Linked DNA regions of Mus musculus: region 2 is linked to region 1. The links are chromatin loops, found by intact Hi-C in ENCODE. Cell type or tissue: left cerebral cortex. All regions are shown on one strand. Links, peaks and the distances in the headings refer to the core of each region. The heading gives the core; the rest is flanking DNA. Region 1 overlaps Mterf3 (mitochondrial transcription termination factor 3). Region 2 overlaps Zfp712 (zinc finger protein 712).

The links. Hi-C counts contacts between places; a loop is a spot of excess contacts. Peaks named below come from ENCODE experiments on the same cell type or tissue, not always from the same donor. Only the 100,000 strongest peaks of a DNase experiment are listed, where the experiment ranks them.
Region 2: a loop joins it to region 1, with 3 times the contacts of the local background. A loop is called at or near these places in 1 of 42 quality-filtered maps.

What each region holds. Positions count from the first base shown.
Region 1 is chr13:66,917,665-66,920,592 of GRCm38, reverse strand. All of the region lies in intron 4 of Mterf3 (mitochondrial transcription termination factor 3), which reads left to right. Among named protein-coding and RNA genes, the nearest start is that of Ptdss1, 14 kb to the left of the region's middle. In left cerebral cortex, for the core only: no CTCF peak of the experiment used is centred there; a DNase peak (open chromatin) is centred at 1,165.
Region 2 is chr13:67,055,878-67,058,805 of GRCm38, reverse strand. The region is part of intron 1 of Zfp712 (zinc finger protein 712); the gene reads left to right. Among named protein-coding and RNA genes, the nearest start is that of Zfp712, 3.8 kb to the left of the region's middle. In left cerebral cortex, for the core only: no CTCF peak of the experiment used is centred there; no DNase peak of the experiment used is centred there.

The DNA of each region.
Region 1 (2,928 bases), core at 97-2,596:
AAAACAAAAGCTTCCTTCATCTAGGTCTTTTTATGTGGGCTGTTACTAGAAGGTGTGGCCTCGATTTAAGGTGGGTGTTTCCCCCTCAAATAATCTAAGAAAATTCCCATATAGGTGAGCACCCAGAAACTTTGTTTAGTTGACTTCATGTACAGTCAAGTTGACATCCATGATTAGGTGTCTCATGCTGTCTTTGAATTGTAAATATCTTTGTACTTTAGCCGTCCATCAGACTGTTAACAGTCTGAAGACACTGTGAGATGATGTCAACCTAGAACAAGACAGGGCCCTGTTCTCATGTTAATGATAACTTCACCACTTGTCTCCCCTGGGTCAGTATGTGTTCTCAGGCACACTACTCAGTTTACCTTATTACCTCAATCACAATTATCACTCATGACTTTTGGCATTCACCTCCAGTGAAACACCAAGACCACTCAGTCCTATCTTGACTATCTCTCACATCAATTGGACATTTCTCTCGATCTCCACCTGGGGTATTTTGCCTCTTATCCTGCCAAGATAACAGCACTATTCTCTATTGTTGCCCAGTCACAATCCTTCTAGAATAGACCAGTGATTCTCAATGTTCCTAATGATGTGACTCTTTAATACAGTTCCTTGTGTTGTGGTGATCCCCCAATCATAAAGTTGTTTTGTTGCTACTTCATAACTATAACTTTGCTACTGTTATGAATCGTAATGTAACTGTCTAATATATGGTATATTTGACATGTGAGCCCTGTGAAAGGGTCATACAGCCCTCTGCCAGAGGGGTTGGACCCACAATGTTGCAAATCTCTGCTCTAGACTCTCCTCTACATTGGGATTGAGCTACAGAGGTCTTGGCAGTTCCGTGAGCTAATAATAAACTAATGTCATTTCTGTGAAGTAGGAAAAGAACAAAGCTCAAAACATCTGCATTTCTTACATTGAGCATCTTAGTTAAGGCTCTGCACCAGGCATCAGACTTAGAGTCTGGTGCTTTCTCATCATGGGACTCAGACTCCTGAGATAGAAATGATCATGACACAGGAAGGAGTGATGCTAAAAACTTCACACCCAGCATCCTGGCTTCAGGTATAGATTCCTTCACCATTCAAAAGCCAGTGTGCCGCATTACTCCAGATTTATCCCAGGAAAGCATGAAAGTTACGCAGTGGGAATCATTTGAGAGGTTTTGCCATAATTATTACATGAGGCATAGAAAGTTTGAGTAATTTACCCAAGATTAGACACACAGTAGTATAAATGGCAAAACTATGACTCTAACCAGGTTGGCCAAACTCCAGGGTTCTGACTACTTAACTAATGTAGCATCTTCCTATAATTAGTCTGTGAAAGAAACCTATGTTTTAAGGAGGCAAAGTTTCTTGCTCAAGTTTGTCACATACTCTTAAAACTAGAGAAATGTTGTAGAGTGTAGGGCACCGGGCATGGGGGAATAAAAGGAGTGGGAGAAAACACAAATGCTCTTGGTGGGCAGACATGGGAGTATTGCCACACACTTTCTTCACCACCCCACGTGGTTGTCTGGCTGTGGGAAGCCACTGAACCCAGCCCGCCAGGGAGTGGACAAGGGACAGTCCTAGGTCTCTGGGCCTCACTGAGGCCAGAGATAACTGGTTCTCAGTCTTGGGCATGCAAGATGCCACTGGAGTGAGGAAGAGCTGAGAACAAAATGGGGGCCCCGGGGCCAGCTTGGTCATCCCCAGGACCGAAGGGAGGAGAGGGTGGGAAGGGGGGGGGGGCTGGGTGGTTCCCACATAGGCAAGAGTTCTTGGTCTGGTCCATGTGGGAGGTTAGACACAGCTCTTTAGGGAAAGCCTATCCCATCGTTCAAGCATGGCGGGCCTTGATGAGCAGAGACAGTCTGTGGTATTAGAGCTTTATTGTAGAAAGGCAGGGAGAAAGAGAGAAGGTAGGAAGAGGGAGATCTGCCATGACCACATGGAGAGAAGGGGGAAGGGAGGGAGAGAAGGATGGCTAGCTATGAGAGTAAGAAAGGTGAGAGTTTAAGAGAGAGAGGAGGGACCAAGCAGCTCCTTTTATAGTGGGCTGGGCTACCTTGCTGTTGCCAGGTAACTGTGGGAAGGAGCATACCTAGCTATTGTCAGGTAACTGTGGGGGTGGAGTCTAGCCAGAATGCCAGGACCTTGGGGTTTTATCTGAGTGACTGATAGTCACAGAATTACGGAGTTGGGGACTCTGTAGTGTCAGTACCTGCCTCTGTGAATGTGGTTCACTATTCAGTCCCTTGTAGAGTTTTCTACTGGGTCTCCAGAGAAAGCCTCATTCCACTAAAACAGGCTGCCTTTCATGGCCCCACATTAGAGTCTTTGTAGAAACTTCATGTATAGACTCAAAAGGATGGGCAAAGATATAATATTTAGTTAAACTTGGATTTTGGCTTGGCTAGATATAGTAATCTTATTTTCTACAATACCTGTAATCCAGAATTATTTTCAATGAAAATAATCTAGTGTGTATAATTGTGAGTCCTCTATAGAATTTCCAAAATGAATAAACTGCATATTAATTATAGACATGGTAATGCAAGTTTGTAATCAATCCTAGCACGTGGGAAACTAAGCCCAGAAAATGAAAGAGGTGAAGGCCAGCCTGGACTAGGCCGTAAGACCCTGTCTCAAAACCAGAAATTCTATCTGGAAACAGGTGACTCTGGATAAAGTGCTTGCCATACAAGTGTGAGGACCAGAGTATGGCTCCTTTAAAGCCATATAAAGCCCAATGCCATGGCACATATTGGTGATACGGGAGGCAGAGACTAGAAGCTCCTGGAGCTTAAACCATAGGTAACCTGGCTTTTGTGTCCGTGAACAGTGAAAGACCCTGTCTCAAAACAAGGTGGAAGACTAGAACCTACCACTGAGATTGTCCTCTGACTTCAATATGTGCACCAAAACA
Region 2 (2,928 bases), core at 132-2,631, 140 kb before region 1:
TGTATATACATGAGACTTAATCCCATGAAGTTCATATTTTTCCTGCAAAAATATGTGTGTAATGTATTACTGTAGATTATTCCTACTCTTTTGTTTGTGAATATCAGAAATAGTCTCATGTGTAATTAGAAAGTTAATGCAACCTTATTAATAATCCAGTGCCTTTTTGCATGGGCCATGTGCCCTGTATGTTTGTGCCCTCTGACTGAAAAGGGCCACAAGCAAGAACTAGTTATTCTGGCACCATTTTATTTAGATAAACGCAGTAGTAGTTTCATTGCTGTGGAAAAAATAGAGAGGAGATGGACCACATAGGTGCTGGGAGACGGTAAGTGTATAGGACTGAGCATTCTTACAGGAGACAAGGAACAGTGGGAAGTGACTCATACCATCAGGTGGACCTGTGGACTACACTGGGGTCAGTGATAAGACCTTGCAGCCTCAAATATGCTTTTCCACAACTCAATTCCTCTCAAATGCTGTGAATTGACAATGTCAACCTTTTGCTCTTTGTGTCCTAAGACTGGCAATTCTTGGCTATAGTCACATATTTTCATTGAGTGTTTAAGGTTTAGGAATGTTGTTGGATTCTGTCTCATAGGTGGGATTTATGGTAGAAGGGTCTATGATCTGTGGTGCCTCCAGACTCTTTCTCTACATGCTTGTCCATTACCCATTACGTTATAGCACAGAAAGTTTTATATCTAGGAACTCTTTCCTGCAGCATGTGTCTTCCTTGGGCTAGCAATATATTTCTACAATTTTAATTCTTCCCCGAGCTCTAAAATGCCTGATTTTGTGTGTGTGCATGTGCACGCGTGCAGCTCACTTCATTATCTGCCTTTCCTTGTGCTACATTTACCATATCATAAAAATTGAGAAGGAATGGATAAATCTCTAGACACAGATGCCATGATACAGACTCAAGCTAGTGATGTCACTTAGTTGGTGGAGTGTTTGCCAAGTATGCATAAAGTCTTGGATTTGACTCCCAGTTCCCCACAAGTGATATTCTTCATAAACTAGAAAAAACAGTCCTAAAATTCATATGGAAACATAAGAGGAAAACAATTATCAAAGAGTCAAAGGAATCCTTGGCAGAAAGAGCAATGCTGTAAATATTATAATACCTGCATATTATATTATTGCAGAACTCTACTAACAGAGCCAACATGGTACTGCACAAACACAGACACGTATATAAGCCAGTGGAATAAGATAGAAGACCCATAATAAACCTGTTACTTAAACTTCTCAACTTTTGACAAAGCTGTCAGAAACATACTGCAAAAAGAGACAGTGTCTTTAACAGGTACTATGGGGAAAACTGAATTTCACATGTTAGAATAATATAGGAAATAGGCCCATGATTTGTCAATTGTGATTTTATGAAATTAAATAGTTTGACTAAAGTGAAGAGACAGTCTATAGAATGGGAAAAATCTTTGCTAAGGACACATCAAACAGGGCACTAATATTGAATATATAAAAAGTTATACAGAAATTAAGAAGGCCAAAACTAAGCCATTTATTTGATCAATAAATTGTCCAATAAATAGACATTTTGCAAAAGGAGAAATACAAATGTCAAGAAATACTCAGGATGTTCAGAATTTTTAACCATCAAAGAAATGCAGATTAAAACTACTTTAATATTCTCTCATCCCAGTCAGCATGGTTGAACATATGAATGGCAATATGTGTTTACAAAATCGTGTGGGAAAGAAGAAACCTCATTGATTGGTGGTTGCTATGTAAATGTGTAGCCTCGACAGAACTCAGTATGGAAGTCTCTTAAAATATGGAAAGTGAGAGAATTAAATGACCTAGTTCTACCACTCTGTTGTATTCTTGAAGGATTTTAAGACAACATCTTGGAGAGACTCTTGCCCTCTACCCCCCTTGCAACTGCATTATAATCAATGACTTCTATGTAAAGCCAGCATAGAGGTCCATTAACAGACACTTGGACAAAGGAAATATGGTCCATCTACACAATGGGTGGAATAGATATATTATGTGAAAGAAGTGAGAACTAACTGGGGTAAGAAAGGGAGCCAGCTGGAAAGGAGAAGGTTGTTCAAGAGGGCTGCTGGGTGTATCACTCTGTAGCTTTGTCACTGTGGTAAATGTACCCCTCCTCCACTCTGGTGCACAAGGTAGTGGCATAAGCTATGGACTCATACATGGAAGGTTTGTGTGCCTCAGGATGCTGAGTTTTAAAATAAGAAAAGTTAAGTTACTTATATTTTTTACTGAAGATTTGGGATGGAAAATGAATTCAATGAAAGAATAATGCCCTGTATATGAAGACGCCATGATAAAACCTATTATTTTTGTATGGTACCCTAAAAAAAAAAACAATTAAAATAAAACACGAAAGGAAACAGAAGTGGCACTATAGTCTTCTCACTATAGAAAAATGGGTATTGAGTCCATTGTGAGCTATGGAGATAAGTATGTGTGCTAGGGCTAGAACTCCTTGTCTGAATTGAATCACAAGTGTTTCTGTCTCGCTCAACAGAGCTATCTCTGAGTTTGTGGCTTAGTCACTTTTCTATTGCTGTGATAAGACACTTCGATCATGGCAACTTGTAGAAGAAAGGATTTATTTGGAGCTTACAGTTTCAGACTATTAGAGTCCATGACCATCATGGTAGGGAGCATGAGAACAGCTGGGCAGAAATGGTCCTGGAGCATTAGCTGAGAGCTAACATCTTGAAGACACTACCATCAGACAGACAGACAGACAGACAGACAGACAGACAGACAGACAGGAGAGAAGAGAGAAGGAGAACCAACTGGGGATCAAGTATTAAGACATAAGAACTTTTAGGGGCCATTCTCATTCAAACCTTTACTGTTTGTCATATTGAACACATTTGTTCAGTAATTCCTAACTTTGTGCACATTAACTGTGCAATGTAT